Regions from separate parts of the Mus musculus genome. Here regions 1 and 2 are each linked to region 3. Evidence: chromatin loops called from intact Hi-C (ENCODE). Cell type or tissue: left cerebral cortex. All regions are shown on one strand.

What was found. Peaks named below come from ENCODE experiments on the same cell type or tissue, not always from the same donor. Only the 100,000 strongest peaks of a DNase experiment are listed, where the experiment ranks them.
Region 1: a loop joins it to region 3, with 2.0 times the contacts of the local background. A loop is called at or near these places in 6 of 42 quality-filtered maps.
Region 2: it touches region 3 in a loop (2.5-fold over the local background); 2 of 42 quality-filtered maps call a loop at or near these places.

The regions. Positions count from the first base shown.
Region 1 is chr2:33,262,982-33,270,981 of GRCm38, forward strand. All of the region lies in intron 7 of Ralgps1 (Ral GEF with PH domain and SH3 binding motif 1), which reads right to left. Among named protein-coding and RNA genes, the nearest start is that of Angptl2, 51 kb to the left of the region's middle. In left cerebral cortex, a CTCF peak has its summit at 3,022; DNase peaks (open chromatin) are centred at 3,006, 4,334, 5,533, 6,282 and 1 more place; H3K27ac peaks cover 2,554 bases.
Region 2 is chr2:33,151,372-33,159,371 of GRCm38, forward strand. Ralgps1 (Ral GEF with PH domain and SH3 binding motif 1) reads right to left here. Exons shown (of 20, transcript NM_175211.5): 12 at 7,539-7,665; 13 at 6,401-6,558; 14 at 3,917-3,968. Among named protein-coding and RNA genes, the nearest start is that of Gm13528, 20 kb to the right of the region's middle. In left cerebral cortex, CTCF peaks have their summits at 3,534 (motif pointing right) and 5,102; DNase peaks (open chromatin) are centred at 2,266, 3,548, 5,717 and 7,523.
Region 3 is chr2:33,312,990-33,320,989 of GRCm38, forward strand. All of the region lies in intron 4 of Ralgps1 (Ral GEF with PH domain and SH3 binding motif 1), which reads right to left. Among named protein-coding and RNA genes, the nearest start is that of Ralgps1, 55 kb to the right of the region's middle. In left cerebral cortex, a CTCF peak has its summit at 3,805; DNase peaks (open chromatin) are centred at 1,549, 2,447, 2,861, 3,791 and 3 more places; H3K27ac peaks cover 4,402 bases.

The DNA of each region.
Region 1 (8,000 bases), 50 kb before region 3:
AAACTGAGGCTCAGCCACTCAGACACCCAAACAGCTAGCTCTCTGGTCCCAACTGGGCCTATGTTCTCCACCATGTCCAGTCCACCCAGGAATCCAATCCCTGGATGAGCAGCACCTCAGATTGCTGGGTGCTTAGACTATAGGTCTGTCACCTCTGTCCTTCCTGGACACACACACACACACACACACACACACACACACACACACACACACACAGAAGGGCTGGATTTTGTGGATCTCCTAAATGGCTCTATTCTGTACCTACAAAAGAAATCAGGTCATGATCAGATTGCTCAAGAATAATTTATAAATTGCTTTAAGAAGAAACTTAACAGATTTTCCCATGATGTGTTTGACAACCAGTTAGGAATTTTCTTTACTAAACTGAAGGAATGAATCAAATAAAAGAGGACACAGGAGTTTTACTATTACTATTCAATAACAGTAAAAGAGATTCTGGGATAATCAATGAGAACAGCTCAGAAGACCACCTGCCTGGTAGCACATCTGTGGTATGAGGGATGGTTTATGCAATAAAAATAAACAATTTTGAGATTATATGTAAGTCTGGGGAATAGGTGGCTAATATGGGAAGGGAACTTTTACAATTATCTATCTGTGTGAAGGAAATGTGTGTGTCTATCACATGAGCTTCTGTGACTGAACTCAGATCACAGGGCTCAGGCCAAAGCGTCTTTACCTGCTGGGCCAGCTCACTGTCCTGAACTTTTTTAAAAGAAGAATTGGAATGACCAGGTCCACTACTCAAGAAAGTGTGGAGTACTTCTGTTTCACCTTCTGACCAAACAGGAAAGCCCGCGCACACACTACTAGCCACTAGGACCCTGACCTCTCATTTAACAAAGATGGCTTAACTATGTGATGGAAAAGTGTGGAGGCTAGACCTAGAAAACTAAGCCACTATGTCTATACATTGCCTAAAGTAGGTGGATCAAGAAACTGTAGCAAATGCTCATGGGTGGAGCTGTGGCATGGACTCCAAGAAACCACTAACCTGGAAGGCTTACCTCTAAAGAGGGAGGGAGTGGGAAGAACAAGGGGTGGAGTAGCAGGGAGGATTAGGGATGTCAATGAGCCTTTCAGTACTTGGCAATCTTTTTAAATTAATGTGCATGCATTCATTATGCTGATAAAAATTCTTTTCAGATTTGGGTCTTTAAAAATAGTGCTTGCTTATTCAGAAAATAGCAGCACCTTCACATGTTAACCTTTTACTACTGTAGAGTCAGCAACTGTGACCTTCACATGGACTGAGGGTCTCTCAGATTTCAGCACTTATAAGGAACCACAGGAAAGGTCCATCAGAACCTCACGTAATCCAGCCACTGCTCAACCAGAGTCGGACACAGACTTCAGCCATTATGCTCAGGGAACAAGGAAAGGAAAGGAGATTATGAAAAACCTCACAGCCCGGGACAGCCAGAGGACTCAGGGGCTCAGTATGGAATGAGTAAGGAATAAAGTGGGGGCATTTTAGAGATTTTAAAATCTCTTTGGCTATATAATATCAGTCAAGAAAAAAAAAGCTACATCCCAGCTCTGCTGCGCTGGAGAACACTGTACACAGCACTCGGGAAAACTGTGACTTTGAAACACAGTTGAGTTGAGAAGTGTCCATGAAGCCTGCTATCATTCCGACTTACTGCAAGGCTGCTTTTGTGTCTCACTTGGCAAGTGTGACCTGTGAGGTCACAGTGGTGCTGGCCTAGCTTGCTCTTCTCCCCTGTCCCTCCCCACAGAAGGAATGCAGCTTAAAGGTGGTCACAGGACAGAGCAACAGAGCGGATGAAACATCACAATGACTGGGAAGCAGATGTGTTAGAAACTTCTGAGTCTCAATAATCCTGAGGAGAGAAAGGTAAGAAAAGCCAAGACGGGCTGCCAAGATGGCTCAGCCGGTAAGAGCACTGACTGCTCTTCTGAAGGTCCTGAGGTCAAATCCCAGCAACCACATGGTGGTTCACAACCACCCTTAATGAGATCTGATGCCCTCCTCTGGTGCGTCTGTACTTATGTATATTAATAAATTTTGGGCCAGAGCGAGTAGAGACTGAGCGAGTGGAGTTGACCGGAGCGAGCAGAGGTCCTAAATTCAATTCCCAATAACCACACGAAGGCTCACAACCATCTACACAGCTACAGTGTACTCATATACATAAAATTTTTAAAAAAATTTTAAAAAGCCAAGGCTATGTATGGGATTGCTGACAAGATGTTCTCAAGCTCACAGCAGGCTGAACCATTTATAGCAGAAATCTATATTGAAAGGAAAATCTACGCTGATAAAAATCACTTATAATTAAACAAAGACACCCAAAATAATGCTGAGCTGAACATTCCAAGCAAGAGGCTAGAAAAGCGGGGAGGTAAAAATACTTTAATGCGCAAACTGAAAAAGAGAGCTGACCACCACACTTCCGGCAGGGACCAGACCCCAGAGCCACTTTATAAAATGTCAACAAAACAGAGCAAAAAGAGAAACATTTACTGCAAAGGCAGGAAGCAGTTACATACTATTAGTACTGAGCCAAGTCCAGACCCCACTCTCACATGAACTCCAATTACAAGGTAAAAAACGGAGTCCCATGTTGTTCATTCTCACAGTGCCTGTGATCTTCCAAAGGCCAACTGAGACTGAGAAGCAAGCACAAAGGCCCCAGGAGGATCTGGGCAGGAGGGGGATGCCCTGGGTGTGAGCGAGCTGCTCTCCTGTGCTCTCAGGGCCACCTGGGAGTGTACACCTGCCATCTGACACCCACCAGCTCCTCCTTGGTCTGGGAAAGTAGCTCAAAGGTGGAGGTTACCTCCATGAAGGGCAAAAGAAAAGTCCCTCCAATTCCAACCTACGAGGACACTGGCATTGTGTTCCTTTGCCTTGAGGGGAAAAGAATAACATTTCCTCTTATGTGGGTCTATTTTCAACAAAGAGCCTATCGCTCCAGATCTATTTTTAAAACACTAGCTCCAGATTCTACTTCAATCCCAGTGTCTGCCGCTGGCTGGTGTGGGAAGACTGCTCAGTGCTGTGGACACAGGAGCACAGTGTGGAAGCTACAGGGAACTAAACTGGGGTATTTTTTTAAAGCAATTTTTTAAATGTCTGGCTATTTAGTGTCTGTTTCTGAAAGACAAAAAGGCTGCCAAGTCCCATCCCAGTGCCACACATCAATAGCAATGGACAGCATTCATGGAAAAGCTGGTACTTCGAATTTTAGTGGTATTTGGGCTGTTTGCTTTTGTCTAAAAGGCTATTTTAAATTCATACAAATAGAAATTAACTTATAGAAATTAGTCATATAAACAAATTTCTGCCCATTGGCAAAAAGTTTTGTCTCCTGGATACCACTGACAATCACCTAGGGAATCCTGATTAATCTGAGAACCATGTTAGAGGTAACTGTGGCACTTCCGACTGGGGACCTGTGACAATGTGGTGGTCTATGTTAGAGATGTCTATGGAATTTCTGACTCGAAGTTGTAACAGTACACTTACTGCATCTTACAGTTAGCAAATCTTTGGCAAGGACTCATTCTGTATTTCTAAGAACCAGAATTGTATCTTTTAAAATAATCCTTTAACAGCTGGGTGGACACAGACATACTTAACAGGCACATGTACATACATATTCTACTTATACTTTCATCATGTATTTCATTTATCATTTATTTATTTTATTCTACTCATGGTGATTTCAGGAGACAGACCCCAAAGCGCTCCCAGGTCTACAACTGGGAGGCAAAGATCTGGACGTACACTCTGGCCAAGGGCTCCCCTGGGGCACAGAGCTGGTATGTGAGTGGGCATTCTGTCTATGTGCAGCTGGGCTGAGCACTGAAAAGGGCCCATAGATGATGTAAGGAAGCTGCAGAACACTTCATGAGGGGTCAGGAGGAAGTGAACAAAGCCATTTTGAGGTAGGGAACTTTTAGCATAGAGGGGTCCAGAGAGGCATCAGAGCCCACAGAAGGCAGAAAAAGTGACCTGGAGGTAGGAAGACTGAGGGATGTTTGAGGAACAACAGTTTGGCTAAAATACAGCAAGTATTGCTTTGGATAAGAACAAAAAGGTAGGAGAGGGAGGGAAACCTGCCTTTTGGCAAAGTCTGTTATTAACTTGGCCATGGTCATACCAAGTCACATACCACCATCTTGCCAGCTTATTCTATTTTCTCAGCTACTTCAGCTCAACTTGCAAATGAGATACTAATTGCAAACCAACAAACATGAACACTGAATACTAATCAAGAGTGGGAGACTGAGCTGCCAGTGGTGGTGTTAACAGGGCCTCTGGCCAGCTCTCATTTGTGGCATACAAGGCTTGGGGCTCTGAACGGCCCTATAGCTGTGGGAAGTAGATGTTGAGCTGACAGAGGCTGGTTTATATCAGATGGGTATGAAGTACCAGGGAAACCATTTGGTGTTTGGTCTCATTGGAAAAAAGCCTCTATTAGGTTCTTGGTGCTCAGGAAAACACTCAGTGCCCGTGAATGTGGCACACCCTAGATGTACCACCCATGAGCACGTACCAACCCTCTAATTTAAGCTCAGGACCTTTCCTTTATTCAAAAGCATCACTGAAATAGAGAGCTGGGTGTGTAAATGGTTAGACCGGCTAGGGATCTTTACCATAATGCTGTAAGAGAGCGTCAGCATGCTGGCGCTGCTCTGCAGGAGCAGTGGGACATGGGGCCTCTGACCAAGCAAGGGCGGGCAGGGGGCAGGGCAGGACAAGGAAAACAAACCAAAGCTCTCTTTAACCAGGTTCCAAACCCCCAGATCTGTGTATACACGGGAGATCACTCCAGCATGGTGTGAGAACAGACTGGTAAGACCAAAAGCAAAGAGACTGGCAGAAGTCAATGATAGTCCAGGTCATACATGCAGGGTCTGCTTTTAGGGATGACAGTTTCTGCAACCCGTTTAAGAACAGCCAAGGAAGCCGGGCGTGGTGGCGCACGCCTTTAATCCCAGCACTCGGGACGCAGAGACAGGCGGATTTCTGAGTTCGAGGCCAGACTGGTCTACAAAGTGAGTGCCAGGACAGCCAGGGCTACACAGAGAAACCCTGTCTCGAAAAAACCAAAAAAAAAATAAAAATAAATAAAAAAGAACAGCCAAGGAGAGCTGAAAATAAAGCTATGTCTGGGCACAGTACTGAACACTTTCACTCATCTACTTTAATCCTTGCCATAAGATGGAGGCTGTGTGCAGCTTCTTCTTAGGTTCCAGGCCTCTCCTTTCCTCTCTGTAGCCTTGGCCTCTCATGCCTATAAAGCTGCATGCATTCAGACCCCAAAGCACAGCTGCATATTATCATAGTTGTCTTCTCTCCCTTTGGATCCTCTCGACTGCATAGTTTCTGTTGAGGTAACACGGCAATAGATGGCTGTACACAGCATATTTGTAGCACCCCTGTGGTGGGGCCTGAAGCTGGGCCTCTCCCCTCAAAGTCTGGGCCCCAGCTCCAAAGGCCTAGCTACACTGCATCATCTTAACAGCTCAAGGCCTAGACTCTGGGACACAGCTCATATTTTATTTTTAGCCCATGGTGCCTTCTCTTTCTTGGCCTGCAGTGTGGCTCTGCTTGGTGTATTAACGTGGCTCTATTTTATGCAGCATTACTGTATCCACATAGTGTAGCAGGAGACAGGGAAGGGAAGCCTTATTCCTCGTCATCTCAGCCTGCCACTTGCCAAAGGTCCAATATACAGGTTGTGAAGACAGTGTCCAGGCTCTCTGTCTCTCTCCTGGAGTCACGGTCAGAGTTCAGACATGCAGCATATCTGAGGTTAAAGGAACACACATGTAGAGAGGGCTGGGACTGGATGGAGCAGGCACTTCAGGGGGTGTGGGGCTCATGAGAGAGGTCTGGCCTAGGAAGACAGACACAGTGACAGCCCTCCAAGCTGGTATGCATGCTCACCAAGGAAAGAAACACCACGGTCAGGACCAAGGTCAGGACCAAGGTCAGAACCTTACAGTCACAAAAGAAACCAGCTGTCAGAAGAGTGGAAGAAGAGCCAGCCTGGGGAAAAAGGCTTCCAGGAGGTGGAGGATGGGCAGTGCCCGATGCTATAGCACTGGCAGGCACAGAGGGTGAAATGTCAGCTTCCCCAGCGACAATGCTCAACTTTTGAGGAGTAGTTCTGGGCTGGCTCCTGCTCCTACCATTGCCCTCCCTGGTCTTCCACTGCCCCATCTGCCTTGTCTGGCTCATCTTCCACCTAGACCAAGGCTCAGAGCCATCTGAGACTGGCAGCCCAGGCTTCCTCCAGCCTCCTTTTATCGAGCCACAGGAGAGCTGCCAATGGTGCTGCTGAAGATAGGGAGCAGCAACACTTCCTGGACAAAGGGGCCTCAGAGCCAAGCATAGGAATGCCACACATCTGCCAGCCATGGTGTCTGTTCTCCTGATGGAGATGGGAGACTGAGAACACTGATCTTGTATGGTGTCTTTCCAGGTCCCGCCCAGCAGACCAGGTCACACTGCCCATCAGTGGTGAGCTCCATGCCAAGGACTTCAGTTCTCACTATGCTGCTGCATGTGAGTCAAACTCTGGATCAATTCGGTGGGAAAGAGAGGGTCACTCTGGGCATGTGCACAGGGCAAGCAGACCATGCATATGGCACATGGAATCCAATAGGTGACTGCCCTACACTTCACAAATTCCATGGCCTAGATCTCTCAGGAATAAGGTAGCCTCTTCCAAGATAATTCTGGTTACAAAGAGATCTTGGCAGCTTATCAGTTGCTAGGGTTCAAACTGAGGGATTCCCTTTCCTCCCTTTCTTGCCTGCTCAACAATCTAGCCACAGGGACCCCTGGGGGCCGCTCCTCAGAACACTCTGCATCACTCTATTCTCTGATCCCCGCTCTACCCAGTTAGCTCCTGGACTCCACCCTCACCCACTCACTGGACCCCTGGTTTCTAGTCTTGGTCTCCATTTCTCCTGATTTGTTTTCTATACATTAGTGTAGTGATTAAAAACACAAAAAACAACACTAAATGAAATTACGTCCATCTCCTCTTCAAAGCCCTCTGTACACTTAGAATGGTACCCTTTGTCCGAGGCTGAGCCCAGCCACACTGACCTGAGGGTCCCTTAGTAACCAAAGTTCTTCTCCCTATACATCTGGGCATCAGATATTCTCCACCCCTCACCCTCTGTAGTTGCTCCTGCTCTTGTCATCTGAGTCTCAGAATGAAGGGCACACTGGGGGAGGGCTCCTGAACGCTCACACAGAAGCTGCCCTCCTCCATCCACACCTGCTATAGTCTGCTTCCATTCCTGTCGCACTGCACCTTATTTATGCATTCAACCAAGATCCCTTGATCACTCTGTGTCAGCAGCCAGGGAAGCACATGTTAATTTCCAAGAACACTACACATCTTTCGCAGATTATAGGAAAGCCACAAGCTCAAGGCCTGGAACCTGGCAAGGAGTACACATTCAATAGGTATTTGATCTATATAATGAATGAGACCCAAGGGGATATATGCTCACGAAACCAGAATTGTCTGGTATAGTTTCTTGCTTAGGCTTCATGGCTTTGAGGAGGCAGTCTTCCAAAGTGGCCCCACCTCTGAAATAAATAACTCAGTACTTGTGTTTTTCCAGGCCGACCATGAATCCCTATTTATGAATCCAGTCACCATTTATTCAGATCCTACTGTGTGCAGGCCTGAGCTCAGCTCCAGTCAGTTCTGGTCATAGGCAGGCTCACTGGCTACTCTGACCTAGTTAGTGTCAGACTGATCAATACTAAAGGTCACTCAGAGTTTAGCCAAGCAACAGGCCTCCCTCCCCTCCCATGCCTGGACACTGCCACCTTCTATACAGGTCTCCCATATTTCCAGGGTTTCGAAGCACACCAAAGGACAATTCTCAAGGGTAAAACATGCTCAGTGGCCCAGCCTCATTTCTCATCCCCACTTTCTAAGGAGGGTATAGCCCTATCTGCACTGGCCTTCCACCAT
Region 2 (8,000 bases), 160 kb before region 3:
CTGTAGAAGGCCCCCAGAAACTCTGAGCATTCGCAGGCCACCCTTCCAACCCCAGGTCATGACCTAGAATCTACTTTGTATCCTCACGCCCCAGGACCATCACAAAGGCTCACCAGAGTTCTTTTCATGCCTGTTAACTACCAACTCTCAAGAAGCTGCCTGAACCTGCAGCTGATACAGGGTACTCCACTGGACAACCACTGTGTGTTGGGTGAACTCTTGTGTCCCAACTCCCTGCAGGGATAGAAGACAACCCACTATTGTAGAGAGAGCTGTACCACCCCTTCCTCTCTTCCATTAAAGGGACTCACTCTCTCGAGGCCTGCTACTGCTCACCACTGCCCACCCCCACTGTCCACTTCCAACCACCTGGCAATGTCTGTCTGGGAAGAGGGTTGGGGAGGATTTGTGATGAATTCTGACAGACTTGCTATGTCACTTCTTCAGAAACAGTCAGTGAACATTTCTGAGGACATCTTTAGGAATGCCAAATGCCAATTACTTTTCTGAGTAGAAATGAGACTGACACATTGCTGAAGTTTACAGAATACGAGGGTGGCAATCCTGTGAAGCAGAGATAATCATGGCCAAGGACGCTGTGTGTTTCCATATTCCTGTCTCTACCCACCTCATAACCCTTCATTCCTCCTTTAAAAATCTCTTTTTAGGGGCTGGAGAGATGGCTCAGTGGGTAAGAGCACTGACTGCTCTTCTGAAGGTCCTGAGTTCAAATCCCAGCAACCACATGGTGGCTCACAACCATCCCTAATGAGATCTGACTCCCTCTTCTGGTCTGTCTGAAGACAGCTACAGTGTACTTACATATAATAATAAATAAAATTAAAAAAAAAAGAGTAGTTTTTAAAAATCTCTTTTTAGAGGCTGGAGAGATGGCTCAGTGGCTAAGAGCACTGATTGCTCTTCTGAAGGTCCTGAGTTCAAATCCCAGCAACCACATGGTGGTCACAACCACCTGTAATGAGATCTGACTCCCTCTTCTGGTGTGTCTGAAGACAGCTACAGTGTACTTACATATAATAAATAAATAAATAAATAAATAAATAAATATTTTAACCCCCCCCAATATATCTCTTTTAAAAAAATACTTTAGCCCTAAGGGTAATATTTCTGTTTTCATTTTAGAGCCTTTCAATCTAAGTATAAAAGTGGCCGTTGGCCAAGCCCCAAGGCTGCCTGGTCTCTAGGGCCTGAGGCTGTCTAGAACCCAGCCTGGTACTCACCTCCAGGTCACTGAGCGCTGTTGTGCTCTACACAATAAGCTTGTGGGGCCCTCTCCTCAGGGAGGTGGCACACACAATGAGGCTTTCCTCCTACCTTCACCCCTGCAGGTCAGGGCTGTCCGATAAAATCATACAAGTTTGGGCATCCTTACTCTACTCCCTGCTCTGCTGTCTCTCTGCTGTTTACATCGGTGCCTGGCTCTGCTCCACCCTGGCTTGGATAGAGCTCACAACCAGAGCTTGGGGGGCTATGGGTCAGGGGCTACCCAGTTAAAGACTACAGTTTCTGGACTCCATCGCACACTAGCCACACCCCCAATCCCTCTTCATATCTTCATCCCTTTGAGGGGGCCCAGCTCCCTTCTGCACCTTTATCCCACATCTTCTGCCTCTGCTCTAGCATGCAATACGCCTTATAGTATCTGTGAGGATCTGGCAGGGAGGCTGTTTCTGGCAGATGCTGGCCTCTGGGACCGGCCAGGGGGAGACCTAGAATCCACTCATCTATGAAGAGGGGCATGTGGTCTGGAGGAGACCTGGGAGTGCACAGAGGATCCAGTGGGGCTGAGCACTGGCTGCCTGAAGGTTAGGATGAAAGGGGCTCAGGAAGTGGCAAGATGGCAACTGAGCTGTGAAGAGACAACGTGGTGCTCTTCTGTGTGCCCAGTCTACAGGAAAGCCCAGACTGTTCAGACTCTCTTTGAAGCAGGCACGAGAGCAGATACACAGTGGGAGCAGACTTTTAGCTGGACCCCTGGGTGAGGGTCAGCTAGCTTCTAGCTCCTCTGGCCTGCCTGGGGCTGGGTTCTGATGAGATGCAATCATAGCCCCACTGATATCTATCTCCTCAGCCAAGAAACAGTAGGCCAAGATCCCCTCTGCAGAGCAGAGAAAAGGCAGCTGGGAGCAGGGCTGTTCAAGGGCTGGGCATATGCATAGAAGAGCCAGGAGGCGGCCAGTGCTCAGAGACAGTTTACTTGAGAGTATATGCTATAGAAATTCAGTGACCTAGATCGTACAAAATACTGCTGCCTGTAGTGGTCATGATGGCATACATTTCCATTGTGCAAGGCATGCCCCCATGGCACCCTCTTTCCTGCTGGCTCCACTCTCAGTCAGCACTGACAGGGCCCACAGAGCCTGCCTACATGGTTCCCGTGCAGGCAGCCGTGCTAACTAAGCAGCTACCGAGTGACTGATGAGAGAAGAGGAATGGATGAGTGAAAGGACAAACAACGGAGGGAACACAACACCCAGGTGTACTGCTGTGGGTCTCGGCACCATGCCTGAGCATGCTGCTGGAGTGGCCAGGGGAGGCACTGGGTTGCCTGTGGCCTTCTTTTACAAGGTGGCCCCAGGAATCCCCACCTGGACCAAGAGTTTTGGAGTCTGTCCCATGGGGCCTGTGGGGTTCTCCTTTCACAGCTATGGGGCAGCGTCAAGGCTGCAGGCAGTCTATGCATGGCAGTGGCCAGACAGAGCCTGTGCACAGGGAACGCCCAGCCTGGGCCAACGAGTCTCTCTGCTCTGTTGGAAGTGTACAGATAGGATGACTTCTGGGCACTTTCCAATTACAGGGACTGAAGCCCTAGCTTCAAAAAAGGAGCGTTCACACCAGGTGCATGTGTGTATGTTCTGTGTGGTGTAGTGCATACCACATGCAGGCGAATGCAGACACCCAGGAGTATATAAATGAATTAAGGAGGTGTCTGCCTGTGTGCATGTGTGTGAGATTTGTGTTTAGTATTCGCCCACAGGTGTGACAGTGAAACTGTACATATGTAACTGGGTATAAGCATTGTATATATACATGCAAATGTGTGACTATGGATGAGATTGGGCATATGTAAGACTGTGTAACCATGGCCATGTCTATAGCTAAACTGTATAACTGTGCACATGAACACATAAGGCTATATAACTTTGTGCATGTGTACTTGTGAGAGTACACAGATGCACACAGTCCCCTAGGCACTGGTGGAGGAACCATCCTGAAGGCCAATGGAAGCCTGCACCTTGGAGATCTTTTTCATCACTATATTTCCCTGTGTGTCCTCAGACTTCTAGTCAGCAAGGTACCTTTCACCACCTGCACTGCCAAGTCTTCCTGGATTCCTCATGGTGGCCCAAGAAGTATTGGGACATGGAATACATGCTGCAGGTGAATTCCTGATGAGAGGCGGATGGGAGCGTGCATACTTGGAACAGATGGGCTGATGGGAGTCACAACCACGCATGGTAGGGTTCAAAAATGTCCGAGGCCTGAGGCTGCACTGGTGCAATACTCTCAGGTATCACTAGATGGAGCCACATGCCCATCTCAAGACTTCCAACAGGCCTCAGGCTTAGAGGTTCAGGATTCATTGCAGGCCTACCAGGCTCCCAGGTTTCCTCTAGCTGGCTTGGACCAAGTGCTCTGAGTGTCAACTGACAAAAGAAGGGAGGGAGCAGGTAGAGAGCCCTTTCTAAGCCTGTGTATACATCCACAAATGCATGAGTGTATAACTGAATTATGAATGTGTCCACCTGTGTGCACGTGTAAGTGTGAGATTAGTGTTTACTATGTGCACACTGAGGTGTGACCATGTAATTATGCATATGTCATGAATGGTTGGGGAGGGGCCCCTGACTCCAGCTCCCTGGGCCCTGAGAGGCCTTGCTGAGGCCACACTCACCTTTCCAGCCCTGCAGACATTTCTTCACTAAACTCTGAGCTCTCACTACTGCCTGGAAAAGGAACACAGATCAGTGAGCATGGCAGCCTCGAAGAGAGGGGCCTGTTTTCCTGGGCTCCCAGTCACTGGGCCCCGGTCCCCAAGCTCACAGCATTCTGACCCTGTGGGTCACAAAAGGAGTTGAGTTTCTGTTGTTATGTCTGTCTCTTCTCTGGGGAGGTTCAAAGAACATTCAGTCCCACCGCTCTCAAGAGTACCCTCCACTCCCTTCCCACTGCCTACCCTCTGGCTTGGAAGGCCAGGGTCCTCACATCTGTCTGCACTGATGCCTGCCTGTTGCCCCACAGGCTCTCCTGAGGGCAAAGGCAGGGTGAGCACTTCTGGCCCAAGGGACAGGTAGATGGATCTGCCTGCACAAGAGATGCACGGAGGCTGCAAGGGGGTGTCAGTGCAGTGCCCTGCCCACAGTCAGTGCAGTCCCCTGCCCACAGTCAGTGCTGTCCCCTGCCCACAGTCAGTGCTGTCCCCTGCCCACAGTCAGTGCAGTCCCCTGCCCACAGTCAGTGCAGTCCCCTGCTCACAGTCAGTACAGTCCCCTGCCCACAGAGTCAGCACAGTCCCCTGCCCACAGAGTCAGTCAGTGCTGTCCCCTGCTCACAGAGTCAGCGCAGTCCCCTGCCCACAGAGTCAGTCAGTGCTGTCCCCTGCCCACAGAGTCAGTCAGTGCTGTCGCCTGCCCACAGTCAGTGCAGTCCCCTGCCCACAGAGTCAGCGCTGTCCCCTGCCCACAGTCAGTGCAGTCCCCTGCTCACAGTCAGTACAGTCCCCTGCCCACAGAGTCAGTCAGTGCAGTCCCCTGCCCAAGGTCAGTGCTAAGGCCTAAGCTGGGATCCTTTGCCTTCCTAGTCTCTTCCAGGCCCACCTTCTAGAGCTGACCATGGTGTGCTGGGCCTGAGTGGGACAACCTGGCTCACGAGGCCTGGTGTTGTTAAGTGAGCAGCACTCGGCTTCCCTCCTGGCATGTGCATCTGTGGGCCTGGCCTCTGTATTGTCTTAGACTATGTAGGCTCTAAAGCTCAGAGCCCTGCTAGAAAAATCTCTAAGACTAAACAGTGGGAAAGGGTAAAGAGCCTGGCCTGAGTAGAACCCCTATTCCCTGCTGTATGGGTTGGAGGTGGGGGGAGTGCAGCTTAGCACGACATCCACTAGGGCACACACTCTGCCACTTTCTCAGACCTTTCAGCTCAAGCAGAAAATGTCCTGAGTTCCCTGACTTGATGAGCCGGAGCCAAGCAATCTTGTGATCTACCCTGGATGCTGGACAGCACAGCACCTGACTGGCTCTCAGGAACGGCAGCCCAGATTCAGGCACAGCTCAGAGTTTCCTGGATATCAAACAGCTGCTCTGAGCTCAACTGTGCATTCATGGAGTCTCATAAGAACCCAGGTCCCATCCTATACTCTAAGATGAGGTCCATGAGTGGAACCTACGAGGCTGAGGGATCAGTGCCCAAGAACACAGCGAAGGCTCAGAAAGAGGCTTGATTACCTTTCCCTAGCTCAGGAGCTTGAACCACTTCTTCCAAGCCACACCTGAGCCTAAAATGCAATGTCCACACTTCCTATACTTTGGCCTGTGGCCAGACAGGATGAGCTCTTCTGAAGACATAAGGCAGGTATGAGACTTCATCACAACATTGCTAGGAGGCAGCTGCCCTGTGCTAAAGTTGTTCCTGACTCCCACACCAGGGACATTGTGGCATGAGATGCCCGCCTGGTGTTCCTGCTGCCTGCTTCTCCAAGCTCCTGGCCCTCTGCCCCACTGTCTTCACCAGGTCCAACAGCAGCCCACCACCGTTGCTAGGAGGACTCTGCTATGTAAGGCAGACAATCACACAGGGACACTGGAAGGCAAGGGCCATCAAGAGAGTACTGGGCTGGTGACAGCAATCATAGGATAGTGTCACCTGTCACAGATGACCTGAGATCTCTGAATGCAGTTCTGAGCTAGCCTCAGCCACTAATATTAACATTTATCTGCTGGCAACAGCAGCCCTGTGTCTGTAACTCCGTGGAACAGACTCTCTGTCTGCCTCTGTCCAGTAGGGTAATGCCATTCCTGAAGTCTTCATCTTCCCTTCTGGGTACAGCTAAGCATACAGCAGGAAGCAATGGACCACCTACCTACTGCTCCAAGCAAGGCTTTGGAATCCCCCTGGGACATAAATGCCACCAAGGTAGCAGCTGGCCTCAGGGGTTGAGGTGGACTCAAGTCTAGCTTCCTTCTTCAATCTGACTGTCCATTTGGGGACCACCAGAAGGAGAAGGCCAAGCCAGGGCTCTTCCTGCAGCAGAAGACTCTTGTAGGGAGCCATTCTTTAAGGGTGAGGGGCCACTGGGCACAGTACAGCGACACAGAGACAGACACAGAGCACAAACTGGGCCTGCTGCCCCTGCCTGTATGCACAGGCCAGAGACGCTTACCTAGGGAGAGTCCGTTGGTGATGGCGGTGGAGGAGGTGTGGGTGAGGCCCCTGCGGGGGCTGCGGGACTCTAGGACACTGTCGTCCAGCAGGTGCCTGGCCTTCTCCGATGGGAATGTCGCACTCTTACTTTCAACTACACTCAACTGACACATCAGACTGGAAAACGGAGAGGAAGAGAGAAGCAGCTCCTTATCCTGGGAGCACAGCGGCGCTGGCCCCAGAAGCCAGAGCCAGAGCCAGAGCCAGAGCCAGGGCCAGGGACTTACTGCTGGAGACGCCTCTGCCCAGAGCCCATTGGTGCACCAGGCTCAGCCTCTTCTTATGGTGTGACCTTGGGCAAGCCACATCCTTTTTCTGAGCCTCAACTTCTCCCTCTGTCAATGGAGACTAATGCTGCTTGCCCTGCCTGTGTCCTGCCTGTGTCTCAGGATGATGGTGAGGCTTGTGAGATGAGGCCAAGGCGACAGGCCCGTAGGCCACCCTGAGGAGCATCAGAGCTTCGTGACCCCAGCTAGATATACAGTGAGCATGGCAGCAGCTGCCCAGAGGTTTGCATGGGTCAGTGAGATGGTGACCATGGGTGTGTGGCAATGTCTGGAGAAGAGGAGGCACTGGGGACCCTACACACTTAGTCCTGTTCTGGCCTCTGAGTTCCACAAGGACCAGCCAAGAGGCAGGGCATCTGTGCCTTAGTGCTAGGATGCAGGTGGAAGGAAGGATGGAAGGAAAGGAGGGAGGAAGGGAGGGGCAAAGGGTGCCCCAGGGGATAAAGGTGTGGCTTTCCCCAGCAATGCTGAGGACGTGTATGTGCCCCAGCTGGGGGCCCCAGAGGGCCAGTGAACCAGCAGGTACTCAGACACCTACTGTTGCCCTGAGGATAGTCTTTGATGTCTGCTGGACTCAGTTCTCCCTAAATGAGCGGTCAACTGAGCTTTTGCACAGTTCTTCACTAGCTACTGAGCCCAGGTCCCTTGCAGGCGGCATACAAACTGCAGCCTGTCGCCTCTGCATTCCCACGCTCACACCAGCCTTAGGAGAGTGTGTCTGCCAAGAGCATCAAGAGTTTCCAAATGAGGATGGGGAAGGGCCCAGCCTTCCTTCACCCCAGAAGAGAGTTTCTCAGTCAAGTCACCCACTTGTTGCCTAGGCTGTGGCTCTTCCTGTGTCTGGGGACTGGCGGTGTGGGGAGGCTGCCGGCCACAGATGTATCTGGACAGGTGGGCCTCCGGCGGAACCTGGCTGAGCTGGAGCCGGCAGAGGGGCCTATGAAAAGACCAGAGAGAGAGAAAGAGAGTTGGCAGGAGTTGTGGGGCTTAGAGTAGGGCAGTGGCTCAGGGAACTGGACTCCAGACTTGTACTATGGACCTTTCTCCAGCTGTTATGTGTAAGACACATGAAGCCTACAGCCATCAGATACTAATCCTTCCCTCCCAATGGCATCAACTCCCAGAGTGAAGGCCTGAGGTGCCCAGGGGTCTAGTAGCTGGGCAGCTCTGCCAGGCAGCCGGCTGAGGACCCACCCACAAGAACAGAACCAGAAGCATAACCTTAAGGCAAAGGCCCTTCCTGGACTTCGCAAGCTCAGAGAGGTACACAGG
Region 3 (8,000 bases):
TAATCTACCAAAAGAATTCTATACCATGCTCAAGCAGGACTTACCAAGAAACAAAAGGTTAGTTTAATTTTTTTTTTTTTTTTTTTTTTTTTTTTTTTGGGGTTTTTCGAGACAGGGTTACTCTGTATAGCCCTGGTTGTCCCGGAACTCACTCGGTAGACCAGACTGGTGGACTTGAACTCAGAAATCCGCCTGCCTCTGCCTCCCAAGTGCTGTGATTAAAGGTGTGCGCCACTACTGCCCAGCATGGTTTAACTTTTTTTTTTAATTTTTTTTATTAGGTATTTTCCTCATTTACATTTTCAATGCTATCCCAAAGGTCCCCCATACCCACCCCCCCTTAATATTTTTTTAAAAGTCAGTCTGATCTAGGCAATTTCTCAAATGGAGTCTTCCTATCATGGGACTCTAGACTCTGAGAAACTGACAATTAAAGCTAACCAAGGCACCACGTGTCTCCATGTGCTTACATCTTCCATCATTTATTTTGGTAATCATAGTGTTCTTGCAGGGAAGTGTCTCAATTACTAACCAATGTAATCAAGTCCAAGACACTATGGGCGGCACCATCCCTACGCAGTTGGTCCTGAACTGTATTAAAAAAAGCTAGCTAAGCATGAACCTTGAGCAAGCCAGCAAGCTACATTCACCAATGGTTTCTGCTCCAAGTTCCTGCCTAGACTTCCTTTAAGAATGGTTGGTGACTTGTGAGCTGAAGAAAACCCTTTCCTCCTGAGTTCCTTTTTTATCATGGTATTTGTTCCAGGAAAAGAGATGAAACTAGAACATAAATGTTCATGGTCCAAGTGACTCAACATCATTAAGATTTGATTCTTTCCAGATCCATCTATGGACTCAAAGCAAATATAGTTAAAATCCTAGCAGGCGTTTGCTGCAAAACATAAACAAATATTTCTGAAATTCACATAGAAATGCAAAAAACTAGAATAGTCTCCCTATTCCTCTCTCCCTCTCTCTCTCTCCTTACCTCTCTCCCTATTCCTCCCTCCCTCCCTCCCTCCCTCCCTCTCTCTCTCTCTCTCTGCTTCCTGCTTGAACTCTCAGTGGTTTTTGTCATCATGCCTTTGCTCCACCACAATGTTTGCCACTACTCTGAAATCATAAACTCAATTAAATACATTCCTTTTAAAAAAAAAAAAAAAAAAAAAAAAAAACTAGAATAGTCAAAAATTCAAAACAGCAGAATGTTAAGGATAAAAGTCAGGGAACGGAGAGGGGAAGGGGGCTAGAGTGAGGGTCACTGACAAGGGGTGTTTCCCATGCATACACTGTCATCAAAACGCAACTCATTGCCTTTGCCGAGCTTAGTTTGTTATTTACCGACTGTGCCTCAATGAAACTGAAAAATTACATCATTCAGTCTCAGGTCCAGTCTTTTGAATTATTCACCATGTCAGCATCCCATTCTGCAAGCAGAAAAATGCAGACTCAAAGGGGCCAGGTGGCTTGTAACAGCCTTTTTCTCCTCTGGGTGCTTAAGTACTTGATCATACTGACAGGCATGCTTTGGGATACACCTCTCATCCGACAGTGGTGCTGGGGATTGTCTCATTCTATTCTTGTCTGTTGTGGATAGCCCAGGGGCCAATCATATTTGATGTTAATTCCGTTCTCCTGTGAGTGGTTGTGAACAAGGAATGAGTCAGCACTCAGGTGATTTCCTATAAACCTGCTGCCCACCTTAATTTGTAATATAAAGGAGAGCTGAAGATTGGGCAGATAAAGGGGAGGTGGAGCAGAAGGTGGGAAAGAGAAGAAGAAGAAAATGGAAGAGGGAGAGGATGCAGAGGAGGAGGAAGAAAAGCGGAGCAGAAGCACACGACCTGGAGAAACCGAAAGTTCTAAGGGGTCTCATAAGCTGTGGAAGATGGTAGTGTAGTGGTAGATCTGCCCAATCTAGGCACACAGCATGTATTCATATTAACTGTGTTGTGTTTTCATTGCCGGGGCATATTTGGGAGGAGATTTACTGCAGCACTTGTCTCCTCTCTCAGATGAAGAAATGAGTTGTAGGTCCTCTGCCTACACAATCACCTGTACCCATACTATGAGACACAGTCCACCACCTCTCCTCTCCTGATCTCTCTCTCTCTCTCTCTCTCTCTCTCTCTCTCTGGGGGGAGAGGGTGAGGGGGAACATGGACCACAGCATACTCATGAAGATCACAGAGGACAGCTCTGTGGAGTTGGAGTCTTCATCCACCTTTATGTGTTCTGGGACTCAAACTCGGGTCACCGGGCTCCTGGCACAGCAAAAGCCTTTACTCTCTGAGCCACCTTGAAGGCCCCTCCCAGCTATTTTACAGATAAGGAAAGGAAGACAGCAAGAGGAAAAGGCACTGGCCTTAGTTAGGCCTCCCAGCTAGAGAACAGCAGAGCCAGATTCCTCACAGATCTCACCAGCAGGGCTTGCCACTCCCTCCCCCATTACCCTGCCTGAGATCAAGCTGTTGCTCCTAAAGCCAGAGCCCAGACAGCCTGTGGGTGAAAACAGCTGCTCTGTGAGGCTCTGTTCTGTGTTGTGAGCAAGGCCTCTGTTTAGTGTCAGGTTATTAATTCACTTAAAAGGAAATTTGGTTTCTCACCAGTACTCATGTCATATCCATGCTCAAGAAAAGAGAAAAAATGAGTCTCAAAGTTCCAAAGTGCATTAATTCTGATGTGCTGCTGGCCAGGTCTACAGCCAGACCTGACTCCTGTGTCCACCATGCCTCAGCTGAAGAGGACCCTTTTCTACTGTGTTTTCAGTGTGACAAGAGTCACTAGACAGGAAAAAAACTAGAGACCAAAGAACAAATGACAGCTGTAAATGAAGAGCAGCAGCAGCAGAGGGAGGCCTTCAGCGCTTGCTGGCATCCACTCTGATGAGCCCTGTGCTAGGAGCCCCCCTCTTCTCACTGGATGACAAGTGCATGGTGCTGATACCTCATTCTTTAGTTTGAACAGAGGGAAGCAGCACTGCACAGACAGCAGGTAGGAAGGGACTCATCACAACAGTCTCCCCCTAAATACAGTCAGCAAACAACACTGGGCACCGCAGTAGGTCCCAGGAGATGGGGGAAGAGTCCTGCGGTTATAATCTAGGAAGGAGGCTTTAACCAGCAGACTAGTCAAATGACTACTAGAGGCAAAGGTGTCTACAGGAGTGGGTTAAAGGAAGTCACAGAACCCTGAAGCTCTAGCTGCACAACTGCACCCCATCTTCTGAGGCATCTGGACACTCCAGGTGGAGGGGGCAGCCTGCAGGAAGTAAAATGGGAGGGGACATGAAGGAGAACTAGCAAGGTAGGCTAGCTATTACAGACCCCATGGGATGCTGAAGGAGTATGGACTGCCTCCTGAGTAGAAAAGAGGAGGGAAGGCTCTAGGCAAGTCAGGAAGATGGTCAGAGAAACAGGTCTCTGGCTCCAAAGGAAAAATAGGAGCCAGGGCTGCCGAGGGCTTTGCCATCCATGAAAGAAGTGACCGCGGCTTTGCTTTTTTCTGTGCACACTGCCCAGAACTTGACCCAAGAGAGGGCTTTCAATGATGTCAGTGAAACCTCGCTCCTCACCACAGGCGACTGCCTGCTGGCAGCTCTCCCCCCTCTCCCAGAGCCAAAGGGAATCGAGGACACGCAGGGTTTGTCCCCCATCCAACATTGATCTCGGCTCTCTGGAATGTCCATGTCTTCAGAGGAGGCAGCACAGCCAGACAATAGGCCAGAGGGTCAGCTCCCGACCCATACAGCAGTGTCTCCCCGAGCCCCAGTGCACCCCTGCTGGGGAACTGTGGGCCTGCACTGAGCCCTGGGCTCCTGCAGTCCAGCCTATGTACATAGCAGCAAGTGTCCCACAGATGGCAGTCAAGTCTCCAGCTCCACATGAAGGGAGGCTGAAATAATTCCTTACACAATGGCCCTCTGCCTCAAACATTTGTTCTCAATGCCCCACCTCTTCCCTGTCCAGAGGCAGTCCTCTCTAAGGCTGCAGACAGTGAGGCAGGAAGATGCTGAGCATCTCTTCAGACCTAATGCCTGGCACCCAGGGAAGGTGGCTGTCCACTCTGGGTCTCACCTTCCTAGGTTACAGGCCAAACTCACTTTTTTCCCCTGGTTGTGGGTTCGTCCACAGTGCTGCCTGCTCTCTTGCCTTTTGGTACAACTTCACTTTCCCCTTCTTGCCCTCAGACCCTCATCTAAGGGCCTTTGTCTTCAACCCCACCTCAGCCCCTGCCCCACAGCACAGCCATCACCCACACGCAGTGCTCCTCCATCCCCACGTCTACCTTCTCAGTCTCCATGCTGCCTGGACCTCTGATCCTTTTAACCTCACCCCCCCACAGGCAAAGTCCCGAGCTGTGCTAGGATCATCCTACTCTAGGATCCGTTCCACTACCTCAGGCCCTGGTCCTCTTCTCTGCTTGCCCTGCACTCACAGCAGCTGGAAGCAGCCCTCACCAGACTTGCCATTCTCACCACCACTCTCCAGATCTATAGTCCTGCAGAATCCTCTGACCACCCTCACCACTCCAGAGAGGTCTACCTCGGAGTAGACAGCTAAAAGGGGCAGGGTGGGGGAAGCTTTCTCCTTTTAAAAATCCTTATCGGGCGTGGTGGCGCACACCTTTAATCCCAGCACAAGGGAGGCAGAGGCAGGCGGATTTCTGAGTTCGAGGCCAGCCTGGTCTACAGAGTGAGTTTCAGGACAGCCAGGGCTATACAGAGAAACCCTGCCTCAAAAATAAATAAATAAATAAATAAATAAATAAATAAATATCCTTCAGCGCTAAGCTCAAACTCTGGAGCTGAGTCCACCTAAGGCTCCCTGCCCTAACATGCCTAACAATGCCCAACTCAGAGCCAGAGAATCTACCTGCCCAGTCCAGCCCCTTTCATAGGCTCTTGCTCCCTGAAGATACCCAGAGGCCCTGTGTTTGGCTCTGTGTGTGCTACTGAGTCTCTAGACCTAGGCTTCGAGGCTCTTTTCTTGCCATTCCTTTACTGTGGTCCTCACTATCAGTCCTTGTCCCTGAAGCTGTAGCCCTGATCTTGTAGAGCCTGAACACACTTTCTGTGATAACCAACTTGTGCAGCTAGCGCTCAGACACATGGGAGCTGTGACATTCTGCTTCTGCAGTGGTCTGGGCTGCTGGCCTTCTTGGCTCTCTCATTCACCCACCCATACCATGCTCACTGCATGTTTTCCCCAACCCTCCGGTGCCCTGTGACCTTGTACTTCTTGTCCGCTTTTATTTGCATGTCTGTCTCATGCTGGAGTTCCTGCCATCCTTGTCTCTCAAGTGGTGGTGTCTTGGCACAGTGGACTGATGTATGACTGAGTAAAGGTGGGTCTAACTACTGGGAGATCTGACTGTGGGGAAGGGGCACCATGGGGAGAGGTGGCCAGAAACTGTGAAGACCAAGGGCACCCGGAGAAGCTTTGCATCTTGCTGAATTTGCTGGACACTCAGCCACTTGGGTCTGTCCCAACTTCAGCTGGTGACAGAACAACAGACTTCTGGGAAACTCTTGTCTATAGCCAGCATCCTTTAATGATGCCCTGGAAGAGCAGAGGGTGGAAAGAAATCCCCAGAATACCAGGCAGAGCAGCACTGAAAGCCGCCAACACACCATCTGTCTTCACTCCACGTGAAACTCCTTTTTCAGGTCACGATGGTTAATATCCTCAACTCAACAGGGTCTCGAGTCATCAGATGACAACCCTCTGGGCAAGTCTCTGAGGGCACTTTTAAAGTTGTTAACTGAAGTTGTCCCTAAACATGGCCAGCAGTAGCAGCCCATGGCTGGGATCCAGCACTGAACGAGAAGGAGAAAGAGAGCAGAGCCTGACTGCTCACCACTCTTTTCCTGACTGTAGGCACCACGAGGCCAGCTGCCTCACGCCCCATGCTGCCATGCCTGGCTGCCACTGGTAAACCGTGAACCAAAATAAGCTCTTCCTCCCAGACTTATGTTAGTCAGACGGTCACAGCGGTGGGAACTAACACAAACTCTCCTTTCATCCCTGCCTCACCAATGAGATACAGTCCCTTTCCCACTCCTCTATGTTCAAGGCTCCTCCTGTTACAAGTTCCTCCTAGGCTGGCTGGCATCTGGACACCAGTCCCAAGGGCTCGGCATAGATGCATAGCCACTCTGCTGTACCCTCCAGGGTGTTGCTCCTGACTAGGTTTTGCTGAATAATCCTGCAGTGAAGACCTCCCATCCACAACACACAGAGCCAGCTCAGACTGAGCAGCAGCAATAACCACAAATGACTGACACTGGGTAGCTGCTGTGAGTTCAAAACAAAACAAAACAAAATCACATCTCCCATGCACAAGGAAACTATAAGATAATGAGTAAGGAGTCCAGCATCTTAGCTGGGATGAGAGCAGCCACACCCATCCCAGCTCTGACAGATGTTATATATAGTTATTAAGCAGTAGCTCAACTCTGATAGGGTCATGGGCTAAGTACAGCCAAGGCCATGTCCATTTCCAGCTCAGTTTGAGAACAGAGATCCACCATGCTGGGGTCTGGTGCCTCTGAGGAGCTGTAGGAGCCTCCGTTCTGTGAGTATGACAGACTTGGTAGGGAATACTGTGGACACAAAATGCTATGCCAAAACATGCCAGGTCAAGCAGGATGCAGCCACCAGGACCCTCAAACAAAGCCCTTCATGAGGTAGCGTCACCCGAGCCCTGGCAGGCAGGAGTCTAACCAGAGCTGTCACCCAGTTATCCAGGTCCAACAGCAGCCTAGCTATAAGCAGAATGCCACAGAATTACATGTACGTTAAGTTGCCAGCTCTTTATAAAACTGGTCACTTATTTAGCAGGGATCAGCACAATCGTGTCCCATGCTTGTGACCTCCACATTCCTTATACTCTGCCAGTCCTCCTGAGTCCTGGGATGAGGCGCTGTGGTTACCCCACAGAGAAGAGCACAAGTCCTAGTGCTACATTCCAGCCCCAGCTGTGGGAGCCACTGAATTCAAATCTCCAAAAGGCTGAGCCCACCAGGCAAAACCCCTCTTTTTTTCTTTGGGAAAAGTGACCACTGCGCACCCAGTAGACACTGCTCCTGAGCTGTCCTGTCCTGAGTCAGTCAGAAAACACTGTGCCAAGATGCTTGCCCTCACTGGGTATTGGCCCTTCTCCACTCAGGACAGATCCCCTGAGCAGCTGCTACTCCAGGTACTGAGATTACACCAGGGCCTCTTGGAGTACAGACCTCCAAAAACCAGCTGCCTGTGACCACCTTCTTCTGAAAACCTTAGAGGCAAAGAAAAGATGGAAGGCCCAACCCATCAAGAGGTGTGAGAGGAAGGAGGGAGAGACAACCAGAAGAAAGGGAACACTGCAAACAGAACCACAAAGTGGGAAACTTGAACCTGCAGTCGGCCAGGTAGTGACAATAATGGCCTTGCTATTTTAAAGCACCCAGCCCACCTCCACCCAGTGTGCATGCACATACATATGTGAGTGCACAGGCACGAGTTAGAACAACGCAGGAAAAGTAACCAGTATTGTTAGGAACTAAAACTGCCATTGTCAAATAAAATACAAGAAAATCAAGATCCTTAGGGAACATCAGGATAAGGACAGGTAAGAGCTGGGAAGAGTGACTCACCCTCTAAGAAATGACAATGGCATGTAAAGAATGCACTCAGCCCTGAGGGGATTATACCACCACTCCTCAGTCACAGACCGGGAATGGAACGTGCCATCATGTTCCAGGGTCTGCAGAGCTATGTGGCTTAGCTGATGATGGGTTGGGTCCTCTGGCTCAGTGCAGGTTATCCGAAGTGTTTTCACTGGGGACTAAGACTGACACAAGCAGCAGCTGGTGCATCCTGGAGAGTGGATGTGTCAGGAGGCTGAGAGGAAGCTGGTGGGAGTTTGCCAAGCCTCTTGCCACCTCAGCTCAGCATCCACACAACTGCTCCTGCTCATTCTCACAAGCAAAGCTCAGTCCCAGGGTCAAGGTGGCACCA